Regions from separate parts of the Mus musculus genome. Here region 1 is linked to region 2. The links are chromatin loops, found by intact Hi-C in ENCODE. Cell type or tissue: heart. All regions are shown on one strand.

The links. Peaks named below come from ENCODE experiments on the same cell type or tissue, not always from the same donor. Only the 100,000 strongest peaks of a DNase experiment are listed, where the experiment ranks them.
Region 1: a loop joins it to region 2, with 7 times the contacts of the local background. A loop is called at or near these places in 24 of 42 quality-filtered maps.

Annotation. Positions count from the first base shown.
Region 1 is chr6:22,066,951-22,074,950 of GRCm38, forward strand. The region is part of intron 4 of Cped1 (cadherin-like and PC-esterase domain containing 1); the gene reads left to right. Among named protein-coding and RNA genes, the nearest start is that of Cped1, 85 kb to the left of the region's middle. In heart, CTCF peaks have their summits at 949 (motif pointing left), 4,663 (motif pointing left) and 6,013; no DNase peak of the experiment used is centred here.
Region 2 is chr6:21,981,370-21,989,369 of GRCm38, forward strand. It overlaps Cped1 (cadherin-like and PC-esterase domain containing 1), which reads left to right and starts at 4,541. Exons shown (of 22, transcript NM_001081351.1): 1 at 4,541-5,690. The coding sequence starts at 5,442. In heart, a CTCF peak has its summit at 3,727 (motif pointing right); DNase peaks (open chromatin) are centred at 3,902, 4,552, 4,972 and 5,582; H3K4me3 peaks cover 2,870 bases; H3K27ac peaks cover 2,026 bases.

The DNA.
Region 1 (8,000 bases), 86 kb after region 2:
GGTGGAACCTCATTTTAGCACTAAACTTCAGTACAAGATCATCACCCCTAGTTGTGATGAGATGGCTCGTCCTTAGCATTAACCTGACTGGAGTTCTGTGAGGATGTTTATTAAGTAAGGAAGATCCACTCTGAATGTGGTGTCACTGTCTCCCAGCTGGGCCTCCATCCTGAATGGCAAGAAGAAAGGCAGCTGGACACGAGCATTTATCTCTTTCTATTTCCTTACTGTGGGTGCCATGGGAGCTGTGACCTTACACACCTGCTGCTACCCCATAGGCTGTACCCTTAAACGGAAAGCCAAAGTAAACCCGTCCATCCCATGTTTATTGTGTAAAAGGCTTAATGCTTATTTTTTAAAAGTCTGTAATATTAAGGTGATCTGCTGATCCTATCATCAGCACCATAGTGGCCTTTTGTGCAGAAACAGGAAAATCTAGCCTAAATGTGTATAGAATCTCAAAGAGCCTTAAATAGCCAATACAATCTGGAAATTGGGAAGAAGAAAAAAAGCCATACAAAACACAGAGGTCTCAGATTCCTGATTTCTGATAACTATAAAACCATAATTCCTAAAGAGACACAGATCATCAGCTCGATCACAGAACACATAAACTCCCATAAAGATGATCAGAAGACTTGCAACAAAAGCTCAGACTTTTATTGTAAAGGAAAAGAACTATTTCAACAAAAGGTGTTGGGGAAACTGTATATCTGCATTAAAAAACAAAACAACACAACAAAACAAAAAAACCTCTCTCTGCCATTTGCAAGTGATGGGACATTGAGCAAACTACTTCTTATTAAATTATTTTCAAAAGAAAACACTTTGTAGGCTAGAAAGATGGTTCAGTGGTTAAGAGCACTGACTGCTCTTCCAGAGGTCTTGAATTCAAATCCCAGCAACCACATGGTGGCTGACAACCATCCATAATGAGATCTGATGCCCTCTTCTGGTGTGTCTGAAGACAGCTACAGTGTGCTTATATAAAATAAATAAATAAATCTTTTTTTTTAATTGGGTATTTATTTCATTTACATTTCCAATGCTATCCCAAAAGTCCCCCACATGCTCCCCCACCCACTTCCCTACCCACCCACTCCCACTTCTTGGCCCTGGCATTCCCCTGTACTGAGGCATATAAAGTTAGCACAACCAATGGGCCTCTCTTTCCACTGATGGCCAACTAGGCCATCTTCTGATTCATATGCAGCTAGAGACACCAGCTCTGGGGGGGGGGGGGGTGTGATTGGTTAGTTCATATTGTTGTTCCACCTATAGGATTGCAGATCCCTTCAGCTCCTTGGGTAATTTCTCTAGCTCCTCCATTGGGGACCCTGTGATCCATCCAATAGCTGACTGTGAGCATCCACTTCTGTGTTTGCTAGGCCCCGGCATAGTCTCACAAGAGACAGCTATATCAGGGTCCTTTCAGCAAAATCTTGCTAGTGTATGCAATGGTGTCAGCGTTTGGAAGCTGATTATGGGATGGATCCCCGGATATGGCAGTCTTTAGATGGTCCATCCTTTCGTCTCGGCTCCAAACTTTTTCTCTGTAACTCCTTCCATGAAACCTGTCCATCTTAAGTTGCATTTGTGAGACCTTTTGCAGCAGCCACGGGAGAGGAAAGTGATACAACGTAATCATCACCACCGTTTTGAATGTTAAAGATTATTGAAAATGGAAAGGTCGTTAGTGGAGAGTGTTGGAGTAATGGCTGGAGAGCCCTGCCAATCATCAGAGGGGTTTGCCAATGCAGACTGGCTTACCTACTTCCTCACTGTGATGTAACTATTGATCTAATGCTACAGGTCAGAAACCAAGAGCCAGAGAAGTAGGGAAGCCATCTCATTCCTTCAAGTTGTAGCCATTTTTTTTAAAATAAGAAGTATTAGATTCCTATCCACATGTATGCTAGAAAGCTATAAACAAATCTCCAGCAGCAGAAACTGCTTGTGGGAGCTTTCCCATGTAGCCAAAGGTCTTTCTACCTCAATGCTCCGAAAAACAAAGACAACAAAACAAAAACAAAAACAAACTAAAAAACACTACAACAGCAGCAGCAGCAGACAATTGAGCCCTTTCTCGGGTTGTTGGTTGGTCTTTATGTAGGCAGGTTGGAGCACTTCTCTCAGGCAGGCTTGCAGTTTGTCCTCTTCAGATGTGTTCTCAGTGTTTCTTTGGAGGAGCATCTCAGTGCTGACAGCCCAAGGATGGAGCAGGAAATCAATGGTGAGAAGCCTCTCTCTGTATCTCTCCCAGGTTTCTTCTGTTCTTCTCATTGGTTAGTTCCCCAGGCAGTTTCTTCATTTCAGTGATTCTGCCTTCAAGCCAGAGGAAATGAATCTCGCTAACTGTTGTGTTTCTTTTATGCATGTACCATACAAAGGAGAGTGAGGATGTGTGAGACACAGCGACTAAACCTAGACCAGCGAGGAAGAGCCCCTGTCTGGATTGCAGCGGACTTTGGTGGATATTTTTATTTAGATCTGAACACCGAAGAAAAAAAAAAGAAGCAAAACCTGAGAGTTTCAAAGGAAGAAATGTAGTAGTTTTGACTAATATTCAGACCTTTGTCTATTTTTTCTTTTATTTTGTAATTTAGTGCAGCGTTGTCAGCTACTCTGTCACGCAAAGGAATAACAGGAGCACAAAGAACTTGGTTGTTACCTAGTAAATCCAAAGTGCATCTGCCTTTAGGAACAAAATCGCAAGATCTCCACCTTGATCTCTTTCTGAACCTCTACTGTTGTATGTAGTCTTTGCTACAGCACTTTAAGCCTCTGGCGGGTTCCTCTGGATCTGTGGACGGACACACACACACACACACACACACCAGCTTATTTTTATATTGCTTTAGCTCAATGGCCAGGCTCTTCTAAACCTCCTTTGGCTGTCATACCCTTCTTTTTGCTCCTAGCTCAGCTCCCTAAATCTGCCCTTAGCTTCAGTTGCTCAGTTACCTTTAGTCCCAGCTCAATGCCCTAAACCTTCCCTCAGCTTAGTTCTGTTTCTAAACTCCGACCTGCTACCCCAGGCCCAGTCGGTGAAGTGGCCAATGGCCACTCTACCCTAGATCTCACGTGACTGGTGGCTTTTCTCCTTCTGAAGCATGGTGATTCTCCTTCTCCCGCTCCTGCATCTCTTAGCCTGCATGCAGGGCCCCTGGAAGTCCTGCCTCATCTCCTAGCTCCAGGTTCCTGCCCTGAGTTCCTGCCCTGATTCTCCTAACTGATGGAGTGCGACCTGAGAATTGTAAGCTGAAACAAACCTTTCCCTTCCCAAGTTACTTTCGGTCATGGTGTTTTATCACAGCAGTAAAAACCTACCCCTTGCACTTATGTGAAAAGTCAGGCACAGCTGTACACGCTTGTGATCCTAAGACTAGGATGGGCAAAAGTAGGATCCACAGAGCTTTCTGGCCAACCAGGCAAAACCCAGTGAGAAGCTCCAGGCCCAGTTAGTGATCCTATCTCAAAAATGATAGAGGAAGATGCATGGCACACACCTGCACACACACCTGCACACACACAGACAGGCACATGTATATACACATATACACAGATACATAGACACATACATACACATATATACACACACACACATGTGCACACACACATATATATATACACACAAACACACACAGATGTACACATGCACACACACATACACACAGATACGCACACATATATACACAGGCACACACACACATGTGCATGCGCACATATGTGCACACATGCATGTGCACAAATGCTTGTACACACACATGCACACATACACACACATAGAGACAGACACACGCATGCACACACAAACACATACAATACATACAGATACACACACACACACATATACACATGTGCACGTACACATACACACACATACATATACACACACAAACACACAGGGGTGGGAGAGGTCAGTGGTTTGGGGAGATATACAATGGATGTTGAATTTCAAATCAAGCATTCCCCTAGCCTTCTTCTGGTAGTAAAGAAAGATATTTGCTCTCAACAGTATTGGAACGGTTATGGAAGAAAACAGTAGTAATTTCGAGACACTCGAGGGTTCACTCATTTTCATAGCCATAGAGACCAGGACACTGACTTGACTTGAACAAATCTCCAGCATTAGAAAATAAGAGTCCATTAATGTGAGGCATTCACTGACGTGTGCGTGGCCTCCTCCCTCGGCTGTATGTCGCAGAGATTTGCTCCTGAGATCATGTCTGTTGTGGCTCATCTCTAGAACATCGCATTGTAGGGTGTATGCATAATAAGACACATTTATTAAGACTAATGCCTTGGCGCAGGCATTTGGTCTCTTCCAACATGTCACATTGAAAACTAATCGTGATAGCAACTGAAAGCGAAAGTCGCAGCAAAGCATATGGAAAATGAAACATGCATGCAGATTCCTACGCAGAATCAGAATCTTGCCTTCTGAGCTAGAGTTGTGATTAGAAAGGACACCTGTCCTGTCAGAAATGTAATTAACTGAATAAGAGAGTAGCTTTGAAAGGAGTTCTCCCCTTTGATGATGGGGTAGACGTGCTCCTGTTTGTGAGAGATGCATAGACTCTATTATACAGCAAACATCTTTCAAACCCTGTGATTCATCGCATATATAATTTTTGAGACTATTTTTAAAAACTACTTCTAGCACCATCTAGTGGTCAGATGGAGGATGTTCTCTTTTCCTCTTTTTTTTTTTTTTTTTTTTTTTTGTCATTTTTACTAAAGAAAAGGAGCCTGGAGCCCACAGTATAGCATTCCAAAGGGTCACCTTGTCCCAGAATGACAAAGCAAGGAATTCACCCATATTAAGTGAGGGGATCTTCTTGCCTGATGTGTCTCACTCAACCACTTTTGTGAGAATGCAAGCCCTGACAGCAATTCAAACCTGCAGGGAGACAGGAGTCCTAGGAACCAGAAGGAGAGGTCTCATTCGGTGTTCACTCAGCTGTAAGGAAATCTAGGTAAAATAGTTCCATTTGGCCTTCTTTTAGACTTATAAAGTGGAAATGATTTTATTGATTTTTCCTTCTTCATGTGGTCGTTATAAAATGCTTTGTATGGCAAGCTTTATTATAAATCTGTATGCGTTGCATATAAGGTTTCTTAGTTACGGTTCTATTGATGTGAGGAGACACCACAGCCAGGGACACTTGTATAATAAAGCATTTAATTTAGGGCTGGTTGACAATGTCAGAAAGTTAGTCAATGATCATCACGGCCAGGAGTGTGGTGGCATGCAGGCGGGCTTGCCTATGAGGCTTGTTTTAAATATAAATTGGCAGGACTTTGTAAGGGTTCATATGCCAGGGTAGTTTTATAGATAAGCTACCCTAAAAAATTAATAAGACATAGCATTAAATCCTTACTTATATATTAGACACTGACTGTATCTAGCCCCTCTTTAACCTCACATAATTATTTATGGGGTAGATGCACTCATGTTCAGATCCATATCTCCTGCTACACCACTATTCTGGATTTTTTAGGCTGATTATATTATCCAAACTAAGGAAGAATTTATTTGGAAGAAACTATTATGGCTGGATCTAAGAGGAGATTACATTTAGTTACTCATTCTGCTTTTATTATGTCATCAGATAACACAATCCTCCTGATAGAGTGCTCATGGGCATTATGATTAAGCACTGCAATGTGCACTTACAACAGGCAGAAGATGGTTTGGTTTTGTTAGGAAACTCAACAGCAGACCAGAATTGCTAGCCTTGAGCGAGAAAACTCTCCAGGCCTCACTACTTGCTTATATGAGATCTTCTAGGGATCCCCTTATACCTTATCTTATTACCCCTTTTCTCATGTGACTATACTAGACTCAACTGCTCAAGCTATCGATATCTCTGCCAAGCAAAAGGAAGGCCTACCGTGGGAAGCTTTATGCTGTAGTCACATATTTGGAGTTAAGGATGAGAGGTCAAGGGTGAGTCTCCTATGAGTGCAAACAGCAGCTTCAGGTCTGGGCCTCTCTGGTATAATAGCACCACCTTCCGGGCCTGGAAGGACTGGGTTCATATCTTTAAATTGCTTTGAATACTGCATGTTATACGTGTACAATGAGAAGTTTATGGGCATTAAATATTTTTTTTCACTATATTGCAAAGAGCTTGTCTTGGTCAGTGTTCCAATTCTGTGAAGAAACATCATGAACAATACAATTCTTATAAAAGAAAGCATTTAATTGGCAGCTTGCTTGCAGATCCAGAGGGTCAACCCATTATCATGATGGGGGCATGGTGGGAGTATGGCAGTACTGATGGCCTTAGAAAAAGCTGAGAGCTACATCCTCTTTTACAGGCAGATAGCGTAGAGTGAGCTTTTGAAACCTCATAGCTCATCCCAAGTGGCGTACTTCTTCTGACAGGGCCACACCTCTTAATCCTTCTAATCTCAAGTAGTCCCACAACCTGGTGACTAAACATTCAAACATATGAGCCAATGGGACCATTCTTATTGAAACCACCACAGTGGTCTAGTTTTATTTTTATTACTGTGATTAAAAATAACATATGGAAAGAGGTTTATTTGGCTCACAATTCACTGTTGCAATTCATATTGTGGGGACGTCAAGTCAGGAATTTAAAGATCACATTCACAGTCAAGAGAAGAAAGGTCAAACCCATGGGTCTTTGCTTCCTTCCTTCCTTCCTTCCTTCCTTCCTTCCTTCCTTCCTTCCTTCCTTCCTTCCTTCCTTGCTCTAGGCTAGCTTTCTCTTCTCTCATACTATTCAGGACTACCTGTCTAGAGAATGGCACTGCTCACAGTGGGCTGGGTTTTCCTATATCAATTAAGCAATCAAGACAGGACCCCTAAAATCGTGACCTTAACCCAACCTGATTTTGTTAATTCTTCATTTAAGACTCTCTTCCTAGGTAATTCTAGGTTGTGTTAAGTAGACAGTTAAAGCTATACCAGATAGCTAGTCTAGCCGATTGGTGAGATCAAAGTTCGGTAAGAACCCTTGTCTCTAAAAACAAGTCAGAAAATGAGAGAAGACACCCATATAGACACATATGGACAAAGCCCTCCATATAAACATATGTATACCCTAGATCTGTGGTTTTCAACGTGTAGCAACCCCTTTAGCAAACTTGTATCTCCAAAAATATTTTCATTATGATTCATAATAGGAAAATTACAGTTATGAAGTAGCAACAAAAATATAATTTTATGATTAGGGTCTCTACAACATGAAGAACTGTATTAAAGTGTCACTGAAGTAGAAAGATTGAAAAAACACTGGTCTATAGAAAAGTAGTCTATCAAATACAAAACACTGAACTGAAAGCTGCCCTTAATTTTATGTCATCCTGCTACATGGCACTTCTCTTGCTATCCACCTCATTTTAATTTAAGGGTGATTCCTTGCTGGTAGACCTCACTCACAGTTCTTCAAGTCAAGTCACACACATTGCAGTACTATTGGAGCAGACTCATTCCACAGCATCTCTCACTGACTGTAGACTGTAAAAAGGGGAGAGAAAGTTGGGAAATAGGATCTCTCTCTCTCTCTCTCTCTCTCTCTCTCTCTCTCTCTCTCCCCTCTCCCCTCTCCCCCCTCCCCCTTCCCCTCTCTCTCCTTTCTTCCCTCCCTCCCTTCTTCCCTATCCCCCTTTTGATGTTGGAATTCGATGTGCTTAACATCACTGAACTTTAAGTGTCACAATTGGACTCAACAAACAAATTTCTCTAGAATGGAGTTGAGATGCAGGGCTGTACTTATTTTTCAAGTATGAAGCCATCACTATTCATGACCCAGTAATCCAAATATTTCTGTCACAGGAATGTTTACTCTGACTCTAAATAGAATTACTAAGAAAGATGATGTGTTTAAGTGAACTGAATCTGTTCTTCGTCTTCTGTTTCGTGTTTTGCAAATGCTTCAGTTTCTTTAGCCTTCTCCTCCACTCAGCGTTGGTCAGTCTACAGCCAGTTTTAGAATAGTGCTGTGTCACCCAAGAGAAAGAAC
Region 2 (8,000 bases):
TGAAGCTCTCCTCCTAAGAGATAACCAGTTCTTTCTTGTTCCTCTTGTGCTAATAAGTTGTAGAGACCCTCAGTGGATATCTAAGAGTCTGTGAGGTCATCAAAAGTCTTAAGGAAACTGAGAAGTAATAGAAAGTTGACATGTGAGCTTTACTACATTAGACCACTAAGATTTTGAAGCTGATAAGTCATCCTGCTTGGACCAGTTTTATCGGTGTGTCATACCCTAGTCATTTATAGTATCTGTCACATGTCTTCTGTTTTCCATAGTGTCTAGGATACCTTTGAACAGATTTAATTAATACATGACTCATGATTTAAAACTACCAACTCGTATTTAGAGTTTATTGGGAAAATTCAAGACAGAGCACAGCATAAGAAATGATAAGAGCTGAGAAGGCAGTCTGATTTTTATCGGACCACTTACTGCTAACAGCATTCCCAAGATTTGACGTGGGACACCACCGTGAGTAGTTGCAACCAGATTTTACACTATCACAATCAAGGACCTTCTTGTAGAGAAAAGCTATTCCCTGACATAAGCCAGCAGGGCTCGGAAGACTGCATCAGAGAGGTTGTTCCTATTGAAAGGTGTTACAGAAACAAAACTTTTGGATCACCAGGTGACCTTTGAGGCCATCTATTGATCGTGGTGCCCCTGGTTTATGATGAAGTTGAAATTCAGAGAATCCCTGGTCCAGCACTGAAATCTTTTTACACATATTTTTATCTGCACATGGTTTTAAAAATCAATACCTTAAAATGCAGTTTTCATAAGCTGGGCAATTGGAAAACTGAAATAAGAGGTCCATAGCGAGCTCTTGGTCTCCATGGGCCACATAGTGAGGCCTTGTCCCCAAAACCAACCAAACAGAAAACAAAAAACAAACAAAACCCAAGGATTGTGGGTAGGTGTGTGGTAGAATGCTTACCTACTATGTCCAAGGCTCTGAGTTTGATTCCCAAACAATAAGCCTTCATTGAATATTTGAGTCAAACTCAAGTACCTCAAGTGCATACCAAAACCAAAAGTAGCTATATGTGTCATAAAAAGATCATATTTTATATGTTGGAAAGAACACTGAAGGTTTTTGTTTTGTGGAAGATTGTTCTATGTTGTACAACATTGATATTAGAGTACATGTTTGCCACTCTCTCCTCACAATGCTGCTAAATGCCTACTTTTAAAGAAGTGTGTGTGTGTGTGTGTGTGTGTGTGTGTGTGTGTGTGTGTAAAGGTTACTTTATGAACTAGATCACAAAAGCATCTGGTTTGAAACAATGCCAAAACCCCAGGTTCACAATTGTACTACAGATATGCCCTCCCACTCCCACCACTGAGCCAATATGGTCTCTGTCTTTATTGTTTCCTGTATAGACTCCAATCTAACTCTGCCTAGCCTCCCACTCAAATATAACTCATATAGAAAGAAGACAAAGAACTCAATGGCAAAAAACAAAACAATTCCATTGGGAAAAAAATGGTTGCATTTAGACATTTGTCAAAAGAAGAGGTCAAATCACTTGTTAGCATCTAGAAGAGTGATCAGCTTCTCTAATGCCAGGAAGACACAAATCAAAACCATAGCAAGATGCCACCTCACCCCATTTAGGATGGTCATGGTACAAGGCCAAAATGGCAAGAACGGTAAGAATGTGGAGTGTTGGTGACCATGTAAGTTACTACAGCTAGTGGGGAAAAGGGCTGCAGATGTGTCAAAACTTTGAAAATAGAACTACTATCAGTCACTCAGTGCCATTGCTGGGCACAGAATCAAGGATACAAGACAATGTGTTTAAAGGACATCCGCACTCTTGTTCACAGCATTAGTTAAAACAGCCAAGGATAGAAATGACTACTGTGTTCTTCAGCTGGTGAGTGAAGACAATGAGCTATGCTTACATCATTTTATTCCAATAAAAGAAGAGAATGAGATCCTGTTATTTCCAACAATGTGGGTAGAATTGGAGATCATTATGCTAGGTGGGAAAGGACGAGTATAAAAAGTAAAGCCCATATGATCCCATTTGTGAGGAACCTAAAGGCAAAATTCTTAATGTTTTTACCCCAAAGAAATGATAAGCATTGAGTCATTATATATGTTTAGGCTGACTTGTAAATAACATGCTACATGCATGTATAGAAACATTGCAGGGTGCTGCGTTAATATGTCCAATATCTCTATCTTTATCTAGCCATCAAAACTGTGACTTTGAGAACACAATATTTGATCGTCAGGCATGACTAAAGCCATCCTCTCAAACCGTCTGTTCCCCTTCATCACAAAGAATAATGGAAAGAGAACAATTAGGGACAGAGTTTGTATCTGCTTCTTTTGTGTTCCCCGTGGCTCACCATTTCCATGATCTGCTCACGAGTCCGACACCTCACCACATTCTAAGCTCTGCTCGGACTGAGCCTGAGGATCTAGCACCTAACAGATGTGCATCCGCTCTCATCCACCTGCCAGCTGTTCAGGATGCTTAGGTGCCTTCCATGGACCATCTCACCTGGGCCATCAGTACTCGGAGGGGGGACTCTGATCTCACAAATGATGGACTTAGATTTCATATTCCAAAGCATTTATTTCAGGACAGCTTGTAAGAGGTGGTGAGTGTGATGATCTATGTCCGTAGTGGATTGACTCTAACATCTGATGTGGTCCCAGGAGTCTCAGTCCACCGGGAGCTGTGCTTCCTTTGCCACGTTCTTCTTCTAATTAACCCCTTCTTTTTCTAATACTATAACTATTTCTAATATTATTACTACTGTCTTCTGCTCCCTTGGACTCTGTAGTCAAGATAGGGAATTGAGTTCTTCAACTTATCAGAATCCTTTCTAGTTTCCTCTTAGCCAAAAGAAAGCTACAATGTTGTGTAAACTTTTTCTCTTCTGTTGCGTTTCCCTTCTCCCAACCTAAAGGCAATTCTAGTTAGCATCCAATTTACTCTTCTGTAATCTGACTCAGTGACTTAATAATTCCTCCCTCCAAAAAAAGGATTCTTCCTTCCTCAAAACTTGATTTTTTTTTCATAATTCTAGGGTTAATAATTAACAACTACCTATACTGCTCATAACACCCAGTAAACAGCTTTACCATACTCTGGGTCTTATTAACATAGAAACCATTCCAGTTTAGAGGTCTAGTAATTCCTATTGGCCTTCAAAATATATTACATCCACACAAAACCTGTGGCATGCAGCAGTGATGCTCTTTCAATGTCTATATGTGAAAACCAGGTTAATTTTCTCCCATTCCCTTATTTGTCATGGTATTGAAGACTGAATTTATATATTAAATAGTAGTAAAACATTTTATAGACTATATGTAAATAGACTGAGGTAAGTTATTGTTTATTCTATATTGACCTAATTAATTTGTTTTTAAGGTGCAAACTTTCCTTTTCTCTTCTCTTCTTCTTTTTTTGTTTTTTTATTCTGTTCTTTTCTTTTTTATTTTTTCTTTTGTTTTTTTTTCTTTTCTTTTTTGTCCCTCTTCTCTTCTTCCTCCTTTTCCTTCTCTGTCTCTCTGTCTGTGTCTCTGTCTCTGTCTCTCTCTGTGTCTGTCTCTCTCTGTGTCTGTCTCTGTCTCTCTCTGTGTCTGTGTCTCTCCCTCTCCCTCCCCCTCCTCTCTCTCTGCTCATCTATCCCAAGCTGACTCAAGTTTCTTACTAGCAAGAGATGTCCATTTTCTGAATCTTTTGTAGCTGTGAACCTCTAGGGGGCGCTCTTTCTCACAAAATATTAGAGTGTAATCTCTGAGTCTGGAATGGGTTTACTCTAGGGGTGTGGCCTCAAGGGAGAACATCTGCCTATAAGAAGTTTGGTTAGACCTAAAGTATAGAAACCATCTAGGTATTTGAAGAATGTCCCCGTGAGCTTAAACTAGTCGTTCCTAGAGCTGCCAAAGCAAGAACCTGGAGGTTCTCTTCGGTGGTCCCTCATCCTGCTGAGCCAAAAGTGATGCCCGTGAGAGGGTTGGTATGGAATTAAAAAGCCTGCTGGGTACTCCTTTCTCCTGGGCAAAAGTTAGAACTTCAATACCTACTACAGTCAGTTCATTTGAAGAGCTAGGCATCAGACTATTTGCCTCGGAGAACCACAGAGCGGTAATAACGGCGGAAGGACTCTGTTGGAATGGAGAGGGGACTTTTAGTTACACGGAATGTTTCCTCTTCAGTGGTCCAGACTGTCCGGATGACTCTCTTGTCCTCTTAGGCGAGACCACAATTCCCTGGAGTGATAAGCCTCCCGGTTAGCTCAGAGTCGGCCTTCATCTCTTCCTCGACCTTTAGCATCTATTGACTAGAAGCCATTTGTTATTCTGTATTAGGAAAACGCAGTGACACAGAGGATCAGAGATCAAGTATATTTCTAATTCTGCGGGTCTGGATAGGTAGCCACGTTCCAAGTTGGGATATGGGTGCCAACTGCTGTTCCCATGCACATTAGTAGCCTACCCTTTGCTGGGGCAGAAACTTATAACGCGGCTCGGACAGCCCCCAAGGCCAGAAAAAGCCTTAGTTTAGCTCCGCCCCGCTCGGCCTGGGTGGCAGCGATGGCCCAGGTCCTCCGGCTCTCGGCCCTGTGTGCAGCTGGCACGCGCGTGTCTCCGCGAGTCTGCGCGTGTCTGTCCGTGCGTGAGAGTGAGATGAAGCGGAGTCCTACGCCTGGGTGTTTCCTTCCAAGTGATTTTGATCAGCAATCCATTAGGGGATCATGAAAAAAAAAAAATCTGGCTAAAAGGATGAAAACTGAGTAAGTACACAGAACTTTGAACTTGAAACGGAATGAGACCAAACGCAAGCAAAGCCCTGACAGTAACCACATACAGCCAAACTGCTATCCCCCTTTTTTATGTTAAAAGCCGTGAATGCTAGCAGCAAAGTGGCAATTTAAAACTGAACGAAAGGAAGCAGCAGTTCTACAACATAAAAGGCTGGGAGCGGGATGGCTTTAAAACCGGAGGGAAAATGAGAAACTGCTAGGACAACCTGGCCGGCGCCCAGCTGTGCAACAGGCACTTCGCGTTAAATCGACTGCGTCTTCGGCTGGTTTCTGCCTCCAGACCCGCTTTACGGTGCTTTCTTTTTGCCCCAAAAGAGGAGACAAGCTGAACTCCTGACTTTAAGAATGTTGTGGAAGTAAGGCATTACCGGAAGGAACTCTTGGTAGCTGGGGATGCATTCGGATGATTTCTTATAACTATCTTTATTTTGACATCTTAAAAAAAAATCTGGCCAGTCACTTCTTACTGTCCTTCATTTAAGGGCTATTAACCACCTCTGACCGCTGGGTCCTATGAATCTTTGGCATGAACCTTCGGAAAGTTTTCAAGCGGAGATGGGGCGAACTTGATTGGAATTGTGTAAAAAGAAGACAGATGTGTGTTTTTTTCACACTGACAACGTGGCCAGGGGCCAAGTGATCCTGGACTGGTCATGGTCTGTCGACCCGGGTTCCTTTGTCGCCGGCGATTTTGCCCCCGACCTTTCCTGGTGGGTTTGGTGGTGGCGATCTGTCTCTTTTACCAGACCCTGACACTCCGAGGGACTAAGAAGATTGCAGCGGACGTCTCTGGCACTGTCCCACACACACCCTCTCAAACTCAGGCTAGCAGATGTGAAGAAGGATACCGGCAGGACAAACAATGCTTCCTTCTCTCTGCGAGTACCCAGGAAACCAGGAAGGTAAGTCTGAGTTGAGTTTATCCTGGGCGTCTGTGGTCGGCCTCTCTCTCCTTTCTGCAAAACTAAAATTAACTTCCATGTGGTCCGAATGGGAGCCAGAGTGAAAACAGTGCGGAGTGACCCGGTGACTGGGAGAGGTATTACATAAGCTGCCAAACTTCCTAAACCTACTTAAAGAGTTCTGCCCTTTATCCTTTAGAGGCTACCTTCATTGCAGTGAGGGAAAATCGCTTTTAAGATGTTAGAAGTCTACGAGAGCTGAGGATTTACACATCAGAAACAAAAGTCAGTTTTAAAATCTGAAAGAAAGAAAGAAAGAAAGAAAGAAAGAAAGAAAGAAAGAAAAAAGTCCGTATCTCTTTCTTAAATCCAAGAGAATGAATGATAAGACTCCCAAATTCAAGGATTCCTCCAGAGTTCCATGTCAAGACCTGCTAAGTTGATTCTGAGTTGGTGACTATGTTTCCAAACTAATTATTTCGGAAGAATTTAAAAGAATATAGTATCATATGCTTCTTAAAAATACTTGACATGGGGTTTAATTGTTCATAGAATTAGGAGAACACTGGTCCAGTATTGGGTCCATACCTAGACTCTAAGCACTCAGGAGGCGGAGGCAGTAAAATTATGTCACGCTTCAGTCCAGCCTGCTTCACATGAAGAGTTCTGGGCCTGCCTGTGTCAAGTAGTGAGGCTTTTTCTTTTTAAAGTGTGCATTTATGCTTGGTGTGGTGGACTACCTATAATCCTGCACTAGAAAGGCAGAGAAGGGGGCCAGGGGTTCAAGGCCAGCCTGGCTAACTACATTGTAAGCCCAAGTCCAGCCTGAGCTATATTACACAGTTTCATACAAAATAAAGGAAGGAAGGAAGGAAGGAAGGAAGGAAGGCAAAAGAAAAGAAAAGAAAGAAAAAAGAAAGAAAGAAAGGAAGGAAGGAAGGAAGAAAAGAAAAGAAAAGAAAGAATGAAAGGAAGGAAGAAAGGAAGGAAGGAAGGAAAACAAAGAAAGAAAGCAAAGAGTTGGAAACAGATCATTCTGTATTAATACCGAGGGTATAGTTGCACTATTTTTACTTGTGAAGTATAGGGTACAACACAAATCCAGGGAACATAAAATGTCCATTTTACTACTGCACTCTGTTCATGCCTGCCAGACAAATGCAGGCCCCTCATTGTCAAGTATAAAGAAGAAAACTAAAAGAGGTGAAAAACAAATTATTTGGGAAGTCGTGATGGAAAACCCACCGAACTGGGTGGCAAGATACCTTTGGGACCTGCAGGAGGTGCCTTTTATCTATGTAGACTTGGGGGGAGTTTCTGAGCCTGCTTAATAGTACTTGGAGCAGAATTTTATCTTGGGTGGCAGCATGGTTGCTGTTGTCAGTACTGACACCTCGGGGGACACTGTGGTGTTTTTCAGGCTCATAGCTCAGGTAGATAGGTAAGTAGGTAGGAAGCGAGTAGGGTTTCTCTTAAACTCAAGTTGGCTGTCACTGAAGGATGCTCAAGTGATCCACATGGCTAGCAGGATGCCCTGTTGCATCCCAGAGAAATCAGGCTGCTTGGTTTCTACCACAATATATGCTCTAAAGAAAAAACGAACTCGACCATTGGCCTAATCATTTCTGAAGCCACAACTTGAAGAACCCCCACCAAGTCACTGTAGATTAAGATGGTGAGCATTTGAAGACCGCCACGGAAGAGCGTTCACTTGTTAGCAAAACTATGAAGATTGTGTTGACTCATGGACAGAGGACGATGACAGATGACAAGGGCAGGGCCATCTTTAAAGGAGGCTTCAACTCACGGTGTGAGTCAATCTCTAGATGCTATGAAGTCACGGAAGAGTCTACTTTTGGTTAATTTATGAGACTATAACTTTTCTTTTTGTTATTTTTCTTGAACGCTTTGAATTTATGACAGATGTCACTGAATTTCAAAGCTGCTTTTCCTTCATTTTAAAGCCACCTTTTGGCGGTTTGTAATAGCGATGTCCTTGAGAAGTAGGTGGGGTACATCTTTCTTTAAATGCTTCAATGTTTCCTAGGAAATGTAGATGGAAACGCTTTATTACTTAACTTTTAGCTTCCTTTACTTCCTTACTAGGCATTTCCTGAGTCCTGCCTCGTTTGTGACTTACGCATATGTTAACTGTTATTTGTAGACCGGCACAGAAAATTCCACTTCAGCTTCAGAAAGCCTGCTTCTTGGAAAACATCTGAAACTTATTGGCTGCTGGTGTTAAAAAAAAAAAAGAAAAAAATTCACTCTAGAATTTTCTTCAACCAAAAGAATGCCAAACACCAAACA